Linked DNA regions of Homo sapiens: regions 1 and 2 are each linked to region 3. A link is an interaction called in ENCODE POLR2A ChIA-PET data of the cell type or tissue named here. Cell type or tissue: GM12878. All regions are shown on one strand.

Region 1 (4,000 bases), 510 kb after region 3:
TTAAATTTGTGTGTGGAAGACACGGACAGAAACGTGTTCTGACTGATGACAATTATATTCACTACTATACAGGGTTTCAGGTATCCACTGGAGATCTTGGAATGTATCCCGCAAGGATAAGGGGGGACTACTGTATATCCACGAAAAACAAAAACAGGCCGGGCGCGGTGGCTCATGCCTGTAATCCCAACATTTTGGGAGGCCGAGGTGGGTGGATCACGAGGTCAGGACTCCCTGTCTCTACTAAAAATACAAAAATTAGCCGGGCATGGTGCTGCGCAGCTGTAGTCCTAGCTACTCCGGAGGCTGAGCAGGAGAATCGCTTGAAGCCGGGAGACGGAGGTTGTCATAGGCCGAGATCACGCCACTGTACTCCAGCTTGGGCAACAGAGCAAGACTTCGTTGCAAATCAAAAAAACAAAAACAACCCCCAAACCATCTACCACTGCTTTCCTTCTGATATATTTAGCAGTAAAGTTAAAAACAGTTAACAATGAACACATACTACACAGAAGCAAGCATAGTCCTAAGCATCTGATAAAGAGAATTCTCATTTATTCCTAACCACAATCCTGTAAGGTGGGTAAGTAAGGTGGATTCCTATAAGGTGCGCACCCACCTTACAGGGCTGTGGTTAGGAATAAATGTGAGGAGGTTGAGCCAGGTTAAGTATTTGGCCCAAAGTTCACAGTTAATAAATACAAGCCTGGGCTATGAACTCTAGCAGTCTGACTCCAATACTCATTCTCTTAGCTACTCTCTTACTCTTTTCAGTACTTTTAGTTTTACTCTCTCTCTCTCAACAAAATTACTTCTAGGGCCAGGTGCTATGGCTCACGCCTGTAATCCCAGCACTTTGGGAGGCTGAGGTGGGCGGATCACGAGGTCAGTGTATGGAGACCATCCTTGCTAACACGGTGAAACCCCGTCTCTACTAAAAATACAAAAAATTAGCCGGGTGTGGTGGCGGGCGCCTGTAGTCCCAGCTACTCGGGAGGCTGAGGCAGGAGAATGGCTTGAACCCGGGAGGCGGAGCTTGCAGTGACCCGAGATCGCGCCACTGCACTCCAGCCTGGGCGACAGAGCGAGACTCCGTCTCAAAAAAAACAATCACTTCTAATTGCTTTGGGACATTTATAAAAAAGAATCTAGATCTAAAAACAAATTATATCCAAATTGCTCAGAAGAGGCTTAACACCTCAATTATTATTTATCCTCTTAAGCGCTTCTGGGAAAGTGAGCAGTAATTTCCCATGAAAATTTCAAAATGAAACTACCGTCTATTAAGCGAAAAAAAATCACCTGCGAAGTTCAATGTTAAAAAATTTTTTAGCAGGGAGGGGAGAGGGATAGCATTAGGAGATATACCTAATGCTAAATGACGAGTTAATGGGTGCAGCACACCAACATGGCACATGTATACATATGTGACAAACCTGCACGTTGTGCACATGTATCCTAAAACTTAAAAGTATTAAAAAAAAAAAAAATTTTTAGCTGGGCGCGGTGGCTCACGCCTGTAATCCCAGCACTTTGGGAGGCAGAGATGGGAGGTTCACAAGGTCAGGAGATCGAGACCATCATGGCCAACATGGTGAAACCCCGTCTCTACTAAAAATACAAAAAATTAGCTGGGCATGGTGGCAGGCGCCTGTAGTCCCAGCTACAAAGCGAGACTCTGCCTCAAAAAAAAAAGAAAAATTTTAGACTTGGTATAATTGGTTTCATTTGCCCATTAATTTTACTGCTTGCCTCACTTAAAAAAATATTCAACTTTAGAAATCTTCAAAGAAGGAAACCCTAAAATCTGGACAAACATAAAACTAGCATCTTTTACTTTTCCATTAATTGCTGGGTATATGAATTGGCAGAATAACTCTCAAATTGTTTTTGTAAATATACCAGGAAAAAGTATTTTACACTCCCACTTGTATCTGCAACACTCTTCCTACTCTTTTTCTCTTTCCTATTTACCACTTAATGTCCCTACAAATACCACTTTGCATTAATTTTCAACTGTTTCCATTTTTTTGTTTTTATTAAATAAAGAAGAGAGAGAAAAGCAAAGAAAAACACAAAATAATGCCAAAAGGCCACCAAGGCAGAAACCCTTTCCTCCCTCCTCCCTATTATCCATTCACTGGACATGCCAATACAATTCCAACCTCTGCTATAGAAGATGAACTCCTGCTGGAATAAGACCCCCATATTGTAACGCATTCAAGATTTACAACTTAAAAGTCACTTTATCTCACTATCAACCAGAGACAACCTTCTTGAAGTCCTATAAATGAACTTACAAGGCCTTGAGAATAATTGCCAGAAAAACTTAAAGCACTTTAGTAAAATGTTTTGCAATTTAATACTGAGGAGAGAAATGCCTCACTAAATCAGGAGCTATATCTGCAAGACTCCAGAAGCAAACTCTTATGTAAACATTCAAGCCAAAATAAAATAAAACATAGCATATCACAAGTTACAGAGCTGGAAAATAAATGGTCTTGATCAAAATGTTTTGGTTAGGATGACGAACCACTAACACAATGGCATTTTAAGAAAATAGAGCTGACAGCCGGGCATGGTGGCTCACGCCTGTATTCCCAGCACTTTGGGAGGCTGAGGCGGGTGGATCACCTGAGGTCAGGAGTTCGAGACCAGCCTGGCCAAAATGGTGAAATACTGTCTCCACTAAAAAATACAAAACTTAGCTGGGCATGGTTGTGGACACCTGCAATCCCAGCTACTGAGGAGGGTGAAGCAGAGAATCGCTTGAACCTGGGAGGTTGAGATTGCAGTGAGCCAAGATCGAGCTACTGCACTCCAGCCTGGGCAACGAGAGCAAACCTCTGTCTCAAAAAAAAAAAAAAAAAAAAAAAGTAGAGCTGACATTTTAAAAAGCCTTACCACTTCTCCACTGTGTACATTAATCTACTGGTCAAAAAGCAGGTATACTTTACACACTATCTGCCCTGTGTCTTTGAAATGGGGGAAAAACTCAAAAAACAAAAAAGCACAAAACCCAGGGCCACAAAACTGTACCAAGACCAGAAGGATCTTTACCCTACTTAATTATATGCCAGATCCTAAAATCCTATCTTTCCAGGTGCTTTTTAAGTGCATACGGCATTAAGCGTTTACCAAGCAGTGACAAAACGTGTTCACTGAGTAATGAAGACAACAGATGACCCTCATCATTTCCATCACTCAAGATGATCAGAAACAGCTCCAAAAGATATTTCCAGGATTTGCCTAACATTAACTTTTCCAGTCTTTTGGTCATTTTTACAAAAAAAGTTTACAAGTGGCTTTCATAATCTTTTTTTTTTGGAGGGAGAGGGAGAACAAAATGTCATTTCTCAAATGATTTGTTTTACCCTAACCATACCAAATGAAATAAAAATTTCAATGGATCAAATGCAAATACTGAAACAGGAACATAAAGGTGTGAAGGCTACAAATAAGTCTTCTCTTCCCCATCCCAACACGTAAAAGTTGAGTTTAACCTAAGTTATTTGAATCAACCTGGAAATTTTTTAGGAGAATATCTGAGTATTAAACAGCAATTCAGAGGTTGAGATTTAAGTAATAATTTGATTTGTAACACTTTAGCATGTCATCCCATTGGATTCCAGTTTTCTTTCCTTTAAAGCTGACATTAGAACGCTCTTGGTGGATATATTTACATCACGAAATTTGCAAGCCTAAATCACTTTTTTTAAAAAAGTTTTAGGTGCTAGAATTTCGGGCTTATTTCAACCAGTTCTAGACAAAAACCATAATATCAAGAAATAATTTTCTTTCACATTTATAAAATACCCAAGTGACAACTCAAAAATCAAAAGTTACAAGTTTGAAACTTAAAAGTTTTAAGAGGTGATGTGCCTCCAATAAAAGTTACCTGCAAACATATTACAAACTGCAGAATGTCAAAAAAAAAAAATTCAAGATATAATGGTACCTCTGGCCGGGCGGCTCATACCTGTAACCCCAGCACTTCGGG
Region 2 (4,000 bases), 250 kb before region 3:
TTTTTCTCAACTGTACATTGTGGCTAACAATTACAGCTAACTCACGGATTGATGAGATAACTCATGTGGAATCTATGGCACCATGCCTGGCACTTAGTATTAGCTAGTACACATTATTCATAGTGGGTTTTTTTTTTTTGACACTTTTGCTTTAACTCTTACTTTGAAAATGTGAATTTGTTCAAATGCATCAGATACATCCAGAAACAATCTGAGCATAATATAAATTTTGCATTTGCTTATGCATGAGAAAAACACTAGGAAGTGCAGAAAACCATATTCGGCTGAAATGAGCCATGCAGGAATGCACAAAATGTGCACACACATACACAGGCACCTTAAACATCTACCAGCTTCATCAGGTCACTGCATGTGTTATGAATCACATTCATCACATTGATGTCAGAACTTTCCATTGGACTTCAGACAGCCCTCCTTCCACCACTTCCTGATAACTCCCAAGCTGTAACCTAATGACACTTACTTCCCACAAGCAAACCTCAGGTGTTTTTCAAGCCAAAGTGCCTTTTCATTGTGGTATTTATATATTTCTTAGTTTTTCTGGTCTATAAAACTGTGTGACTGTTTTATTAGGTCCCCCCACTTTTTTTTTTTTTTTTGAGACGGAGTCTTGCTCTGTCGCCCAGGCTGGAGTGCAGTGGCGGGATCTCGGCTCACTGCAACCTCCACCTCCTGGGTTCAAGCACTTCTCCTGCCTCAGCCTCCTGAGTAGCTGGGATTACAGGCGCCCGCCACCACGCCCAGTAGAGACGGGGTTTCACCATGTTGGTCAGGCTGGTCTCGAACCCCTGACCTCGTGATCCACCCGCCTCAGCCTTCCAAAGTGCTGGGATTACAGGTGTGAGCCACTGTGCCCGGCAGGTCCCTATCTTTTTTAAAAAATAAATCTTTTCCTTTTTTTGGTCACCTATGAGATTTTTTATTGTTGTGATCCTTAACCCTCCATTTCACAGTAAGTTCTGGGTTTCTGTTTTAGAGACAGGGTCTTACTCTGTCACCCAGGCTGGAGTGCAGTGATGTGATCATAGCTCACTGTGGCCTCTACCTCCTGGGCTTAAGGGATCCTCCACTGCAGCCTCTTGGGTAGCTGGGAGTACAGGCACACACCACCATGTCCAGATAATTTTTATTTTTTATTTGTAAGAGAGACTGGGTCTTGCTTTGTTGCCCAGGCTGGTCTTGAACTCCCTGCCTCATGCGATCCTCCCACCTTAGCCTCCTGATTACAAGCATGAGCCAACATGCCCACTCCGTGTTTTTTACTGCATGATTTCGCATGGCATGATTTTTAGAAATGCACATGATGAACTATAGCAGAACTGACTATACACCATTTTTACATTGTATAGTGAAATTACATGGCTTCTGTGTAACGCTTAAGAAAAACCCTCATCCTCAAGATCAGAGGAATAGTCACCTAAACTTTCTTCATTTGTACTTTTCGTTCATTTTATCTTTCATATTAGAGCTGCCCAACAAGTACAAGAACATGGAAATAATAATGGTGTGTGATGTGTGTAGGCCACTGAAAATGAGATGGACCACACCAGTGAGGGAGGTAAATGCAAAATCTAATTCCCAACAAGTATCCTGATTGAATGTACAGAACTGTTTCATCATAATGATCCTATCTCCCCACCCACAATGTTTTTTTCTAATAATTATTTAAAAAACCAAATGTAGACTAGTAACAAACCTGAAGATCAATATGAGATAACCATTTCTCCATTCTACTATTTGTGATCATCACTGCTTTCTCCAGGACCTAAAACATCAGTTACCCACACTCTAGTCACCCAGAGGAGCAGCTGAGGAACTGGGCTCTTTCAACCACATCCTTCAACTGAGAAGCCCTAAAATGCAAGCAATAATATAGGGAACAAAGGGAAGGTTTTAACAGGCAAACCGCTATCTAAAAATCACTCCACTCAAACACCAGGGGGCACATCAGAGCACAGGGACGGTATCATGTCCTTCAAGGGGTTTCTGGGTCACCTTCCTGCGAAGAGTCTGGAGGAGGTGTTGAATGACACAGGATGGCAAGCTGGTGACTCAAGCATCCTATATTTTAAGCAACAGATGAGTGAACTCTTTTACTGGCAAAGAAACCACAAAGAAAAATTGGGTGGAGAGGTGCGGATTCTCAAATGCTTGTTTTGTAATACACACAAAGGTGTCATATATTCCTTTGCATATACCGAATATTACATAATAAAATAAAACAATTCAGAATGAGAAGAAAAAGGAATCATGAAGGAAACCCAAAGGAATTCTCAAATGGTCTTCTGGTCTTCTCTGTCTAGTGCTCTCTCTCCCCGCCTCTCATGGCAGCCCTGGAGGGACTCAGCTCTGCAGGAAAAAGCAGTGGAAGTCCAGGCTTTTCTGGCCCACTATAGCAGGGGACCTGAGCCAGCTCTCATAGTTTGAACAGGAGAGGGATCTGCAGCTCCACTTTCCATTGCTCTTTCTTTTTCCTCCTGCCTTAAGTTCACTCAAGTCTCCTTCCTTAGCATCATGGATTTACCTCTTCACTCCCGTCCACACTCTGCCTTAATTTCAACCATAGCCTCCTACCCAGTGACGAACATCTTCTTTGAGTATCTTGTTCATCCAACAGCCTTTTAAATCAAATCAAATTCTTTTTTTTTTTTTTTTGAGACAGAGTCTTGCTCTGTTGCCCAGGCTGGAGTGCAGTGGCATGATCTCAGCTCACTGCAACTTCTGTCTCCCAGGTTCAAGCAACTCTCCTGTCTCAGCCTCCCATGTAGCCGGGATTACAGCCGCCTGCCACCACGCCCAGCTAATTTTTGTATTTTTAGTAGAGACTTCGTGTTGGCCAGGCTGGTCTTGAACTCCTGACCTTAGGTGATCCACCTGCCTCAGCCTCCCAAAGTGCTGGGATTATAGGCATAAGCCACCGTGCCCGGCCCTTAATCAAATCAAATTCTTTAACACAAGCTTCCAAGCTTCCTATGAACTGCTCCCTTCTGTTCCAAAGGTTTTCACTTCCCACCCACTTTAGTTCATCATCCACCCTGGAAAAGTACTCACTCCCTCTTCTGCACATGCCTTTGAGGGGTGGGGTAGGGCAATCTTTCTTTGAATGTAAGTGCCATGTCTTCTCTTTTCTACTTGTGACCACCCTCTTCCTTTCTCCAAACTCTGAATTTCACAATTCTACTTCAAAACTATTTAAAATTACTTTTACCAGGGACTCTTTTCCACCTCAGATGATCTAGTCATCTTTTAGTTCTTGAACTCAATTGTGATTTATTTTGTTAAAGAAAATTATTGGCCAGGTGTGGTGGCACATGCCTGTAATCCCAGCACTTTGAGAGGCTGAGGTGGCCAGATCGCTCAAGTTCAGGAGTTTGAGACCAGCTTGGGCAACATAGCGAGACTCCATCTCTACAAAAAATACAAACTTTAGCAGGGGGCATGGTGGCACGCACCTGTAGGCCCAGCTACTCGGCAGGCTGAGGTGGGAGGATTGCTTAAGCCTGGGAGGTGAAGGTTGCAGTGAGCAGAGTTTGTGCCACTGTACTCCAACCTGGGTGACAGACCAAGACCATGTCTCAAGAAAACAGGAAAGAAAAATTAACTAAAACTTGGAAATAAGACCAAAAAAAAACGTTATATGCCTCTTTAAAGTTATACTAAAATTCCAGTTACTCAGGAGGCTAAGGCAGGAGGATCACTTAAGGCCAGGAGTTTGAGGCTGCAGTGAGGCATGATCATGCTACTGCATTCCAGCCTGGACAAAATAGTGAGACCCCATCTCTCTAAAAAATAAAAAAACTTGGTCAGGCCTCGTGGCACATGCCTGTAGTCCCAGCTACTTGGGAGGCTGAGGTGGGAGGATCACTTGAGGCCAGAGTTCAAGGCTGCAGTGAGCCACGACTGTACCACTGTACTCAAGCCTGGAACAACAGAGCAAGACCCCTGACTCAAAAAAAAAAAAAAAAAGTTATACTACAGC
Region 3 (4,000 bases):
GCATAAGCCAGAATTCTCCCATTGCTTTTGGAATAAAAGCCAGAAAACTCAGCATGGCCTCCCAGGACCTACCTGATCTGGTCTCTGACTCTGACTCTGGCCAGCCTCTTTTAGGTTGTTCCCTCCCAACCCTCACTCTCTTCTCATTCTTTGAACACACCGTAGACATTGAAACCTGCACTCTGACATCAGTACACCTTCTTGATCCTTCACCTGGTTACGCCTCTCCATCCTTCAGATTTGAGTTGTGTCACTTTCTCAGGCAAGTCTTCCCTGATCCCTCAGACCGGGAAGGTCTCCTGTCATACGTACTGTTGGCATTCTGTACTTTTCCAGCCTCCCCTTAATTGCAGCTCATAATTATATACTGGTTAAGGGGATTTTTCAGTTTCCCTTCCCTGCTACACTAAGCTTCTTAACGGCAAGAATCTCATCTATTTTGTCCACACCACAGCCCCAGTGCCTAGCATAAGGCCTGACACATAATAAGTTCTCAATCCATAGTTGTTATATGAGTGAATAAGAGGGGTCAAAGAGTGACCTTTTAGTTTCTTACAACTCTGAGATAATTGTTCTCTGCCTACCATGGTTATCTTGCTCACCATGCTTTCCTCAGTGCCCAGAACAATGTCAGCTATGTAGGAGGTGCTCAGTGGCTATGAATGAATGATCTTTTCAGGGAGCTCTGTTCTGGAGTGTTATCCCTTCCCAGATTTGTTCTCCTGCTGATCCCGTTGCTTCCCCAGTGGCTGGTTTCCCCACTCAACCTCAGTCTCTCCTTCAGTTTTCTCTGGCAGTCTGTTAACCACATGGCTGAGGGTTTTCTGTAGGCCTTTCGGGAGCCATTAACTCCCTTGCCCTATGATGGTGATAGGGCAAGGATTAGGCTCACAGATCCAAAAAGAACTGAATTATGGAAATATCTGCCAGCCTGCCAGATTTCTCACCGTCCTCGTTTTTCCATTATTACACGGGATATCAAGTATATCATAAGAAAAACTGGCTGCATACTTTATGCAAATAGGCATGGAGAGATGGCCTGTGAAGTGTGAGCCATTTCTGTTGTCCTGTTCTGTCCTCATGATGAGACATACTGGGGACAAAAGTAGACTTCAGATTCTGGGTTTCTCTTTCTCAGCTGAGTAAGTGGACAGCATCAGGAGTCAGAGCTGCAAGAGAATCAGCTTCCCAGGGCCCCCCCTCCCCTCTAGAAACAAGAAGTCCGACTCCTAACTATGCTGCCAGCACATGGCAATGAAAAGTGACCAGAAAGCTCTAAGCCAAGCTTGTCCAACCTGCAGCCTGTGGGCCATACGCAGCCCAGGACAGCTTTGAAAGTGGCCTGACGTGAATTTGTAAAGTTTCTTAAAACATGAGATTTTTTTATCTTTTTTTTTTTTTAAGCTCATCAGCTATCATTAGTGTTAGTGTATTTTGTGTGTGGCCCAAGACCATTCTTCTTCCAGTGTGCCTCAGGGAAGCCAAAGGATTGGACACCAATGCTTCTAAGCTATTGCATCCTTGATACAAATAGCAAATCACATTCTTCATCTGCCCAGGGTGCTCTGCAAGTTAAATATGAAGTCAGGCTGGGCGCAGTAGCTCACACCTGTGATCTCAGCACTTTGGAAGGCCGAGGTGGGTGGATCACTTAAGGTCAGGAGTTTGAGACCAGCCTGACCAACATGGTGAAACCCTGTATCTACTAAAAATACAAAAAATTATCTGGGCATGGTGGCAGGCACCTGTAATCTCAGCTACTTGGGAGGCTGAGGCAGGAGGATCACTTGAACCCGGGAGGCGGAGGTTGCAGTGAGCTGAGATTATACTCCAGCCTGGGTGACGAGAGAAACTCCGTCTAAAAAAAAAAAAAAAAAAAAAAAGTCAGAACAGAGTGTTTGTGGTCTACTGTGGGAAGCCACATTAAAACATTCAGTGGAGATGGTAACTTAATGACTTCCTTTGGGTTGGCTCTTTTAGGGAGGGACATTGCTTGGGCCTCCAGACTCTGTGGTTGATGTGGGGAGTACAGAAGTCACAGAAGAAATCTTTCTGGAGTACCTCTCCTCCCTGGGGGAGTCCCTGTTCCGGTGAGTGGAGACAGGGGTGGTGGTTAGTTGTGTCTGTCTCCCCAGCTAGATAATAACCCCTGGAGGCAGCTGCCATGTCATATCATCCTTATCACTCAGCACAAGGCCTGGCCCAGTTTTTTGCTGAATTAACATGAAGAAAAGGCAGTTATGCTACAAAAAGCTCTAAGTTGTTCTGATACAGATATTCCTTCAAACATACTTTCTGCCGAAATTTTTAGAGGAAATAAGGGCTTTTCATTCCTTCTGATTAAAATCGGCAAGCGCTGTTCTCAACCTGTATTGGCCAAGTTTGCAGAAGGAAAAACAGGGTTTGCAGAAGGGTTGGGATGAAATACAAACTTGAGCAGATTTTCTCTGAAAGAGGCTTTAGTCAGTTTCAGTAAGGGGGTAAACTCTTAACACCAGAGTTCTGCTTTCGTGAATGTAAAGATTCTCCTGAAACTGTGTAGGAGCCATGTCTTTTCAGTTTCTCCTTCCCTTAAAAATCAGTTATTAATGGCCAGAATGGCAAATAAGCAGTGCTTTTCTGGTGTATGAGACGGGGGAAATCGCAATCCTCACATTGAGCTGTGCTCACCATTCCACTGCCTAGCTTGAGTTATTCCACATAGACGCTTGCTGGTTTCTCATATATGTTCTGCAAACCTTTCAATGTACAGAGGTGAGGCCTACAACCTCTTTGAACACAATTGTAACACCTTCAGCAACGAAGTGGCACAGTTCCTGACTGGGCGGAAGATTCCTTCTTACATCACAGACCTGCCCTCTGAAGTTCTCTCCACGTAAGTGTGGCCTCTGTCCCTGCCCCTGCCTTGGCCAACCTTGAAAATCCCCATTCACGGTCAGTGCCCTTCCTCTGGCCCCCATCTGCCCTCCCAACCAGGTGGGCCTGCCCTGATGGCAGATTCTAACACAGAAGGCTGCCATTCTCTCCACCCACTGATGCGCACCTGTATTACCTCCACCTTCAGAGCTAGACCAGCTCTGCCCTGGCCTAAGTGCAACCACAGAACTTAGACACCCACTTGACACTGGCTTCAGTACTTGCACAAAATTCTGGCGTCTGTCCTTCCCATTGTGCTCGAAGCATGCCACTCCCCAGAAGCACCCAGTTAAAATGCAATGTTAGACAAGCAGAGAGGGGGTCAGAAAAATAGTAGGGGGGCTTGTTTTGTAGCTGTTGATTTGCCTTACACTGCACCATGAACTCTTTGACTCCCTCAACGACTATGTTCTACTTGCCCTCATGTATTACAGCACAGTCTTCAACAGATGTTTTCTTCAAGAACACTCTGCAGCCCGTTCTGTCCTGATGTGCCCCAAGCCTTGGAAGAGCCTTGCAGGCCATCATCCAGGCAGTATACCCCGAAAGGACACAACACCCCCAAAGCCATCTCACCTCCTCCCTCTTGTCGTTGATTGCATTCAGGCAGCCTCTGCTCATTCCAGGACCATGTCTATTTGCTTATTCTGACTCAGTTTCTCCTGAACTATGGCCTTATTTAACAGAGATCCTGGCAGGTTTCGCAGGCCCAGCAAGGTGGGCTGTTTTTTATATCTGAGGAAGCACCTCCCAGGAAGAGCTTGCATAGGAAACAAGACTGCTGTGGCAGGCTGGTGAGGAGCCCCAGTCCGCCAGCCCTGGCCCTGCCTTCCTATCATTCGATGAGTTTGCAGTCCCACAGCTCTGCTGAGGGATCTAGGTTATGGGGCCCTGAGCAAACTGGAGTAGCCAGAATGTGCTTGCTGTTATTATTTTATGGGTGGAGTTCCTGGAATTGTCTGAATTAGGTTTGATATTTCTAGGTTTCATCTGTCTATACTTTGGAGTACTTCATTCCTTTAAACTTGGAGATGATTTTCAAAAATGGCAGTATCCACTGAAGAAAAAGCCAGTGACTTAAAAG

What was found. Peaks named below come from ENCODE experiments on the same cell type or tissue, not always from the same donor. Only the 100,000 strongest peaks of a DNase experiment are listed, where the experiment ranks them.
Region 1: POLR2A ChIA-PET joins it to region 3 with 5 read pairs; 1 of 35 experiments calls an interaction of 5 or more read pairs at or near these places.
Region 2: POLR2A ChIA-PET joins it to region 3 with 10 read pairs; 1 of 35 experiments calls an interaction of 5 or more read pairs at or near these places.

The regions. Positions count from the first base shown.
Region 1 is chr22:41,095,489-41,099,488 of GRCh38, reverse strand. The region is part of intron 1 of EP300 (EP300 lysine acetyltransferase); the gene reads right to left. Among named protein-coding and RNA genes, the nearest start is that of EP300, 4.9 kb to the right of the region's middle. In GM12878, no CTCF peak of the experiment used is centred here; no DNase peak of the experiment used is centred here; H3K4me3 peaks cover 1,755 bases.
Region 2 is chr22:41,855,743-41,859,742 of GRCh38, reverse strand. All of the region lies in intron 1 of SREBF2 (sterol regulatory element binding transcription factor 2), which reads right to left. Among named protein-coding and RNA genes, the nearest start is that of SREBF2-AS1, 23 kb to the right of the region's middle. In GM12878, a CTCF peak has its summit at 1,946 (motif pointing right); DNase peaks (open chromatin) are centred at 412 and 1,964; H3K27ac peaks cover 1,149 bases.
Region 3 is chr22:41,602,134-41,606,133 of GRCh38, reverse strand. It overlaps DESI1 (desumoylating isopeptidase 1), which reads left to right. Exons shown (of 6, transcript NM_015704.3): 4 at 1,981-2,090; 5 at 2,753-2,875. Among named protein-coding and RNA genes, the nearest start is that of PMM1, 14 kb to the right of the region's middle. In GM12878, no CTCF peak of the experiment used is centred here; a DNase peak (open chromatin) is centred at 2,023.